Linked DNA regions of Homo sapiens: region 1 is linked to region 2. Evidence: chromatin contacts called from ENCODE Hi-C or POLR2A ChIA-PET data. All regions are on one chromosome and are shown on one strand. Each heading gives the region's core, a stretch centred on a gene start or an enhancer-like site at or near the end of the contact. The rest is flanking DNA. Distances are from core to core; before and after follow the strand shown. Region 1 has its middle 31 kb from the start of AKIRIN2. Region 2 has its middle 31 kb from the start of AKIRIN2.

What was found. Hi-C counts contacts between places; a loop is a spot of excess contacts on that map. ChIA-PET counts read pairs that join two places held with the same protein, here RNA polymerase II (POLR2A). Pooled maps may share reads with other maps.
Region 1: a map of gastrocnemius medialis shows a loop between it and region 2 (7-fold over the local background). The contact joins two enhancer-like sites. A Hi-C loop is called at or near these places in 2 of 168 maps with a recorded cell type or tissue (astrocyte of the cerebellum and gastrocnemius medialis), 1 of 37 single-sample maps with no recorded cell type and 7 of 50 pooled maps. POLR2A ChIA-PET finds 5 or more read pairs at or near these places in 9 of 52 experiments (HepG2, PC-3, PC-9 and 6 more).

Annotation. Positions count from the first base shown.
Region 1 is chr6:87,730,896-87,735,595 of GRCh38, reverse strand. No RefSeq gene overlaps it. Among named protein-coding and RNA genes, the nearest start is that of AKIRIN2, 31 kb to the right of the region's middle. RefSeq lists enhancers at 1-304, 3,689-3,838. Within about 2 kb of position 3,060, at least 29 of the 41 ENCODE cell types and tissues checked have a DNase peak (open chromatin) inside an H3K27ac peak, as active enhancers do; they include gastrocnemius medialis, where a contact is called at or near this core.
Region 2 is chr6:87,668,910-87,673,525 of GRCh38, reverse strand. It overlaps a transcript of ORC3 not described here. Among named protein-coding and RNA genes, the nearest start is that of AKIRIN2, 31 kb to the left of the region's middle. RefSeq lists a silencer at 768-968. Within about 2 kb of position 1,670, at least 3 of the 41 ENCODE cell types and tissues checked have a DNase peak (open chromatin) inside an H3K27ac peak, as active enhancers do; they include gastrocnemius medialis, where a contact is called at or near this core.

The DNA.
Region 1 (4,700 bases), core at 1,811-4,310, 61 kb before region 2:
TGCAAGATGTGCTTTGTTAAACAGATGCTTGAAGGCAGCATGCTCGTTAAGAGTCATCACCAGTCCCTAATCTCAAGTACCCAGGGACACAAACACTGTGGTAGGCCGCAGGGTCCTCTGCCTAGGAAAACCAGAGACCTTTGTTCACTTGTTTATCTGCTGACCTTCCCTCCGCTATTGTCCTATGACCCTGCCAAATCCCCCTATGCGAGAAACACCCAAGAATGATCAATAAAAAAAAAAAAAATAAAAAAAATAAAGCTTCTACAAAAAAAAAAAAAGAATATTGATAGAACCTCCTTCACACGCAAAGCACTTAGCTCATCTCCTAGCACACTGAGTAAACGTGAGCTACTTTCATTACTATTGGGAATATTTCATCTGGGCTATACAGAGCCTGGAGAACCTGTCTGGACTTCTGTTGATTACCCCTTTCCAGTGCCCAGAACACTTATGTAAAGGGAGAGTGAGGCTTTGAGATTAAGAACACACAGTCTGGGGCCAGGCACAGTGGCTCATGCCTGTAATACCAGTACTTTGGGAGGCCGTGAGGGGTGAAACGCTTGAGCTCACGGGTTTGAGACTAGCCTGGGCAACATGGTGAAACCACATCTCTACAAAAAATACAAAAATTAGGCGTTGCACGGTGGCTCACGCCTGTAATCCCAGCACTTTGGGAGGCCGAGGCGGGTGGATCACAAGGTCAGGAGTTCAAGACCAGCCTGACCAACATGGTAAAACCCTGTCTCTACTAAAAATACAAAAATTAGCCAGGCGTGGTGGTGTGTGCCTGTAATCCCAGCTACTCAGGAAGCTGAGACAGGAGAATTGCTTGAACCCGGAAGGTGGAGGTTGTAGTGAGCCAAGATCGTGCCATTGCACTCCAGCCTGGGAGACAGAGCAAGACTCTGTCCCAAAAATAATAATAATAATAATAATACAAAAATTAGCTGGGTGTGATGGCACGTGCCTGTAGTCCCAGCTACTTGGGAAGCTGAGGTGGGAGGATCACCTGAGCCCAGGAGGCAGAGGTTGCGGTGAGCATTGATTGCACCACCACACTCCAGCCTGGGTGACAGAGTGAGACCCGTCTCAAAAACAAAAACAACACATAGTCTGATGCTGGAATGCCCGTCAACCATAACTGGGGTACAAGATGTTTATTAGGGATCAACACCTGTGGAAGGCAGGGGAAGGAAGCAGGATTGGGCTGAAGCAATCAACCATCCTGGTTTGTATGCAACTGAGGGTTTACTGGGGCAAGGAATGCTAAAATCGGGAGATGACTGAGTAAACTGGGACAGTGGTCACTCTCGTTGAGGAAACTGGTTATAAAGCCTGTGAAGGAGGATCTAAACAGTGAGGATCTGGACAGTGCATCTCTGTGTCTAACGAAAGCACCAGTTTGTGCCTGGGTTTTCTTATCTGCAAAATGGCAACAATAATGGTAAATGCCTGACTGCATTGTTGTGAAGGTTAAATAAGTTGCCATGTGTAAAGTGATTAGAGCAGTGCCCACACAGTAAGCTCCTAAGTATTAGCTATCTTGCCAGATCAAGTGTCCTCCTGTCAGATCCTGAAATTCTTGATCTTTGGTCTCCTTTGTCAAACCACCACACTAGTGTTCATCATTACCTCAGTCTGGTTGTAATGTACAACCAGACTGATTAAATTTGGATTCATGCTGGTTTCTTGATTACAGCCAAAACACTGGGGTAAGAGGGTCTTCCATTTCCCTCTCACTCCCATATTTTGACTGATTCAGGAGACCCCCTCAACTCCTTGTGCTATCCTATTTCTATTATTGAATAATGGAAAGAATTAAGTGAGGAGAAAAGTGACACAGAAGTAAGGGCAGAAGAAATAATTTTTATTTATTTTATTTTATTTTTTGAGACCAAGTCTTGCTCTGACACCCAGGCTGGAGTGCAGTGGCACAATCTTGGCTCACTACAACCTCTGCCTCCCGGGTTCAAGCGATTCTCCTGCCTCAGCCTCATGAGTAGCTGGGATTACAGGCACGTGCCACCACACCCTGTTAAGTTTTGTATTTTTAGTAGAGATGGGGTTTCACCATGTTGGCCAGGCTGGTCTTGAACTCTTGGCCTCAAGTGACCCACCTGCCTTGGCCTCCCAAAGTGCTGGGATTACAGGTGTGAGCCACCACGCCTGGCCCTATTTATTTTCATTTTTATTTTGGAGATAAGGTCTTGCTCTGTCACCCAGGCTGAAGTTCAGTGGCACATTTGTAGGTCACTATAGCCTTGAACTTCTAGGCTCAAGCAATCCTCACACCTCAGCCTCCCAAGTAGCTAGGGCTACAGACTCACACCACCACACCCAGCTAATTTTTAAAATTTCTTGTAGAGCTGTTTTTAAATTTTTTGTAGAGATGGGGTCTTGCTGTGTTGCCCAGGCTGGTCTTGAACTTCTGGCCTCAAGTGGTCCTCCTGCCTCAGCCTCCCAAAGTGTTGGGATTACAAGTGTGAGCCACTGTGCCTAGCTGATTTTTTTTTTTTTTTTTTTTTTGAGACAGAGATTCGCTCTTGTTGCCCAGGCTGGAGTGCCTGGCATGATCTCAGCTCACCGCACCCTCTGCCTCCCGGGTTCAAGCAATTCTCCTGCCTCAGCCTCCCAAGTAGCTGGGATTACAGGCATGTGCCACCACGCCTGGCTAACTTTGTATTTTTAGTAGAGACAGGGATTCTCCATGTTGGTCAGGCTGGTCTCGAACTCCCAACCTCGGGTGATCCGGACGCCTTGGCCTCTCAAAGTGCTGGGATTACAGGTGTGAGCCACAGCACCCAGCCTGAATTTTTAAGTTAAAAGTAGCTTTCAAAAAAAAAAAAAATTAAGTATGAGACTTTGGAAGCCAGAGGGGGATGCATAAAAGGCAGAGTGACTAAAGATCATTTTTAGCCTGGGTAACTTTTGTGATTATGAAGCTGATGAAATAAATGATCCTCACTCTGACTTCTGTTTTCTCCAAAATAAACCATGTTGTGTAATTCCATCAGGTGATCACTGGTTGCTTGTTCCTCCATTCTGAAGAAGCTAAAGCTACTAAAAGTCATGTGAATCACTTTATGAGCAAGAGCAGGAAAGAGCACTAGGTTAAAATTTGGAGTATGACATTTTCAGTATGAGAATACTTCCCTCCCCAAAGAGTTGGACACAAATTACTTTTTATAGCAGCCCTTGGCTTTTCATTTAGCCAGGAGGGAAGTATGAGGTAGCAGGGCTCCACACCCTTTTACCTGGATGACATCCCTCTGTGTCATTTAAACAGATGCTACTTAGAATAAGGAGGTGGGTTATTTACTCTCTATTCTCATCACCTGAACTAAAGCAAGCACGCAAACAAGCCAAGCAAAAGAGCAATCTTAGAAGTCATTTTTTAAAATGCCTAGACCTCTTTTGGCTTGTTCTTCTGTTGAATTCCAAGCATTATTTGTCTAGGTTCCCTTGCCTGAACTGTTGGCAGCAGAGGTGCAATTTTATCCTTGAAGTAGGGTGTTCCGCGGGCACTGAGCCAATGCAGTTGGCTCATTCACTTCCTTCCCTGCTATGTTTCTTCAGGGCTTTCTACATGTCAGAAACCTATTACGCAATGATTCAGAAGAGGATACAGGAAGTATTGTTCCTACTGTAACATTGGCTGCTCACCTCTCTCTAGCCCAAACTGGTTTACTTCACCAAGGAAGCCACAGAGTTTTCTTCATTTCAATTCCTTTCTGATTTCACAGTTACCCATGATGGAAATCTGAAGTAGAAAGGACTTCGGCCAGGTGCAGTGGGCTCATCCCTGAATCCTAGCACTTTGGGAGGCCAAAGTGAGATGATCGCTTGAGCTGAGGAGTGTGAGACCAACCTGGGCAACACAAGGAGATCCCTGTCATTACAAAAAAATAAAAAAAATTAGCCGGGCATGGTGACACACACCTATGGTCCTAGATACCAGGCTGCTGAGGTGGGAGGATCACTTAGACCCAGGAGGCTGAGGCTGCAGTGAGCTGAAATCATGCTACTGCACTGTAGCCTGGGCGACAGAGTGAGACCCTATCTCAAAAAAAAAAAAAAAAAAAAAAAAAGGCAAAAAAGAAAATGCAAGGTGGCTCACACCTGTAATCCCAGCAGTAGTTTGGGAGGATGAGGTGGGTGGATTACTTGAGCCCATAAGTTTGACACCAGCCTGGGCAACATGGTGAAACCTCATTTCTACTAAAAAATACAAAAAAAAAAGCTGGGCATGGTGATGCACACCTGTAGTCCCAGCCACTCAGGAGGCTGAGGTAGGAGGATCACCTGAGTCCAGGAGGTCAAGGCTACAGTAAGCCATGATTGCACCACTGCACTCCAGCCTGGGCCACAGAGTGTGACCCTGTCTCAAAAAAGAAAGAATAATTTGAAAAAGAAAAAGTAAAAAAAAAAAAAAAAAAAAGAAGGACTTCCATGTCCACTTTGTGGGGAAAGTGATTAGGACTTTTGCAGCTTCTGATGGAGAGCCTGGGCTGTCTGTCATGCAGGGCAGGGCTGCTTGTCTGATTTCCACTACCCATGCTGCTGAACTTCTTTTGCGCGGGGGGCCCGGCTAAGCCCTGTCCTAAGGACAGGCACATTCACGTGTTTCCCTTGTGGAGGTGTTGGTGTGCATCACTGCATCCTTTCTCACTCTTCTGGTTCTTCTCAAGAACCAGAGC
Region 2 (4,616 bases), core at 421-2,920:
TCTCAACTTCAGCACTACTGGCAGTTTGGGCCAGATCATTCTTTGTCGTGGTGGCTATTGCTGTGCATTATAGGATATTTAGCCACATCTCTGGCCTCTACCACTAGAGGCCAGTTAAACCCCCTCCCACAATTGTGATAACCAAAGTGTTTGCAGACATTGCCAAATGTCCCTGAGGGACAAAACAGTTCCCAGCTAAGAACCACTGGTTAGCAGGATAGCCTGTAGTCCCAGCTACTTGGGAGGCTGAAGCACGAGAATCGCTTGAACTCAGGAGGCAGAGGTTGCAGTGAGCTGAGATCATGCCACTGCACTCCAGTCTGGGTGACAGAGTGAGACTCTGTCTCAAAAAAAAAAAAAAAAAAAAAAAATTTTTTTTTTTTGCTCCACAGCCAAATTTCTGCATTATCACTTATGCAAAAGTCCTAGCTTATGGGCTACTCTGACTTTAGATGGGTCCGGTAGTTGATTAGTCCAAATAACCAACCACACATGATTTCAATAGATTATTTTAGCTACCTAGGGATTCTGAATTCCCCAAATCCCTGAAATTGCTTGTAATAAGTATCTACAGAATTGTGTTAATAGTCATCTTATTCTTCCAGTAAAAGGCAGTACTGATACAGTACTGTACTATGATGTGTTTAGTAAATCTTTAACAAGTGCACATAGGTATAAGCGTTTGTACTTTTGGAAAAATAGGCAATCTGAGAAAAATAAATATTGGAGGTTTAAACTACTAAAGCTGTCTTTGGCCTATGGCAAGCACTTGACACGACCCTAAAGAAAATGGTAGAAGGTTCTCAGGCTCTACCTATCCCCAGAGACTGCTTTAGACAATTGGTGGGAGGGGAGAACTTTTGGAATCTGTTTAATATGCTGCCTAGGTGATTTAAGCAGCTAGGGTTGGAAATGACTTGTTTTTGCCCTGTTTGGGTTCTCTTTACTCCTTTCAAACTCTTACAGTAATTGGTATTAAATGAATATTCTACAAAAGCACCCGAATAGTCTATGTCTACTCATGGATACATGGCTCCCACAATTCTCTTGCTCCTGCATTTGCCCCAGGTAAGGAGCACGAGATGCAAACCTATGTCTCAGGCAAAGATACAGCTCCAGCAGTCCTCTCCTCTCTCTACTGCATCTATTTTCTTTCTCTACTAAATCATTTCCAAAAGCATAATAAGCATGTTATTAAAAAATCTTTTGATCCTATATCCCTTGCTAGTGATTATTTTAGTGCTCCCCTTTATAAAAGCAAAACTCAGTTTTCTAAACTTCCTCCAGTTTATTACCCCTTCCTTTTTTTTCACCAACTTGTTTTATTAGGAAAAGAAATTCAAACAGAAAAGTTGACTTTCCCACTTAAAATACTTCCCTAATTTAACATCGAGTCCTTATTTCAGATTTTTCCATGTGTCTCTTTTTTAAATAGCTACCCTCATCCCCCAAACACGATTCAATTAAGATTCCTACTTTCTGGAAATACTAGGCCTGTTGTCTTGTTGAGTTTTTCTTTGTACTGTCATTAATTTTAACTTCTGATATCCCTTTGAACTTTCTGTAAACTGAAAGGTCTAAAGTTTTCGCAAGTTTCGGGTTAAACTTGTTGTGCAAGAGTGCAAGGTGATGCTATGGTCTCCATATTGCATCACAACAGTTACGGCTTTTCCAGGCTGTTAAGTTTGGACACTTGGTTAGGTCATCTGATAGGTGATTAGAGTTCGTCTCCTCTCTGTTACTCTTAGTAAAAGGCAGCAAAGATTTCCACATTGTTAAATCTAATCAGCAGCCAGCATTTGACCTTGAAGCACTCTTCAGTTGGCTTGCAAAATACTACACTTGCTTTGACGTTTCTCCTTTACTGGCTGCTCCTTCTCTGTCTTGCTGTTGGCCCAATCTTCATTTCCCTGCATTTTGCTAAAACATAGGTGTGCCCCCGAGCTTGACCTTGGGCTGCTTGCCTCCTCTCTTAGTACTCATCTTGGTGATCTCATCATAAGGACATCAGATTATATTAACGTCTTCATGTGACATCTTCAGTTAGGTATCTAGTAGACACCTCGAAATTTACGTCTAAAACTTACTTTTGCCTCTGAAATTTTTCCTCTCAGTCATCCTCAATCACTTAATGGCCACTCCATTCTTTGTTTCTAGGCAGAAATGGTCTTGCACTCCTCACATCCTTCATCTGATCTTAGTTCCACCTTAAAATATTAACATCTCTACTGCTATTACCCTAATCCAAGACACTATCATAGCTTGCTTGGATTATTTCTGTGGTTTCCTAACCGGTCTTTGTTTTGCCTCATTTTGTCTCCTCTCACCCATCCTATTCTACTCTCATAGCAACCAGACTGATCCTTTAAAAGTCTAAGTCTTGTTTAGATGGCTTCCTAAGTAAAAGTAAAACTTCACAAAGGTCTGTGGAGCCCTAAATTACCTGCACTCTACCCCACCTCATTCAATTCCTATTGAATTCCTCCTGCTCACTCTACCTTGTCCACATTGGCCACTTTTGCTGTTTTTCCAGCATAGGATTTTTGTTACTGCTAGTGTCTGCCTAGCATGCTCTTCTCCCACAAAACTTCATGGAAAATTTTTTCACCACTTTTGACTTTTTGCACAAACGTCATCTCAATGAAGCCTGCTCTGACCACTCTTTAAAATTGCAGCCTGACATCCTGGTGCTCTGCCCTGCTGCTTTCTTTGTTTTACTTCCTGTGCTAAACGCAGTGAAGGCAGGGTTCTTTGCTCACTGGCATACAGTGCCTGGCACATGGCACATGCTTGGTACTTTTTGAATGTATTTCACCCTACTTCGATTCAGGGTTTTCAGATCAGTATTTCATTAAATGAAAGATTTAGTAAGGCAGAATACTTCCTTTGTAAGATATTTTGGTAGAGGTTTCCTGAATTACAGAATGGACACAGAATTGAACTGGCATTTCATAGGCTGTCTTGAGGGTTTTGTGCTCCATTAATGATTACCACAAAGGAGCTTCATGTTTTAATTTTATAGCTCTTTTGTGTATTCATTGTGAAAATAGGGCAGTTTTCGACTGGGCACGGTGGTTCATGCCTGTAATCCCAGCACTTTGGGAAGCCTAGGTGGGTGGATCGCTTGAGCCCAGGAGTTCAAGACCAGCCTGGCCAACATGGCAAAACCCCATCTCTACTAAAAATACAAAAATTAGCTGGGCGTGGTGGCACACACCTGTGGTCCCAGCTACTTGGGAGGCCGAGGCAGGAGAATGGCTTGAACCCAGGAGGCAGAGGTTGCAGTGAGCCCAAATCGTGTCACTGCACTCTGGGTGACAGAGTGAAATTCTGTCTCGAAAAAGAAAATAGGGCAGTTGCCATCCTGCTACTTTCTTACATAATCTTTAGTGAGGAAAGTCAAAGTGGTTCAGGGCATGACATGCGTTTATGTTGGATAAATTCAACTTAGTGCCCAGCAGAGGAAAAGTAAGGCATGGCTACTTACTCTACTCAGTGAATCTGTGCCTTATATATGAATCTGCTGGTCTGTGTGAGGCCAGTTCCTCTGTACCTTACAGTGTAAAAAGCATCTTGCTGTATGAGTGTTGTTCAAAGTAATAGTTTCTAAACACTGACAATTTTATCTGGTGCTCATATGCATCATTTGAAACTACATTGTACGTAGTGATGGTGTCCTTGTATTGGAAGACCTTCCCTGTTGCCAACTTCCTTACCTTAAATAGATGGAAAAATCATTAAAATCACCTATTCTTTCCCTAGATTTGTACCAACCATTGTTTAAAAAATGAAACACATGGTTGGAGGCAAGACTAGAAGAAGAATGACTAGAATATTGCGAAAAAATATTGAGCTAATTGCTATGAAGGTAAATCATGGAATCTCAGTGACTTAACATGAGAAATTTATTCTTTGATCATATTCATTTGGTGGGCTGTGTTCCACACCCTCACTCAAAGACCCTTAGAATGACAGAGGCTCTGTCTTTAATACATGGATTCCAAGGTGTCAAGGCTTCTATTTGTCCAGTTGCTTTCTATGGTAGTAGTGGTACTTGTGTTTGCATATAATAAATTCCTTAACAAACATTCAAGCTGACAGTCCTGTGTACATATGTACAGGTGTTTACATTCTGTTGAATAAGAAATCCTGGCACCTTTTAAATGAAGATGAAAAGATACCTAATCTAACTTAACTACCTACGCTGGTCATTGTCTTTCCCAAAGCTCTGCAGGGCTAGGTGCTTTCTGCTCTGACTTGCAGTTGATTATTTATGGTACCTTGGGGTTTCCCCTTCCTTTTAGCCTTGGCAACATTTTGACATTTTTTGAGATATATTTCATCTAGCTTTTGTTTTGTTTTGTTTTTGAGACGGAGTTTCACTCTTTCTGCCCAGGCTGGAGTGCAATGGTGTAATCTCAGCTCACTACAACCTCCACCTTCTGGGTTTAAGCGATTCTCCTGCCTCAGCCTTCCATGTAGCTGGGATTACAGGCGTGTGCCACCACGCCCAGCTAATTTTGTATTTTTATTTTATTTTTTTGATACAGAGTCTCGCTCTGTCGCCTAGGCTGGAATGCAATGGTACAATCTTGGCTCACTGCAACCTCCGCCTC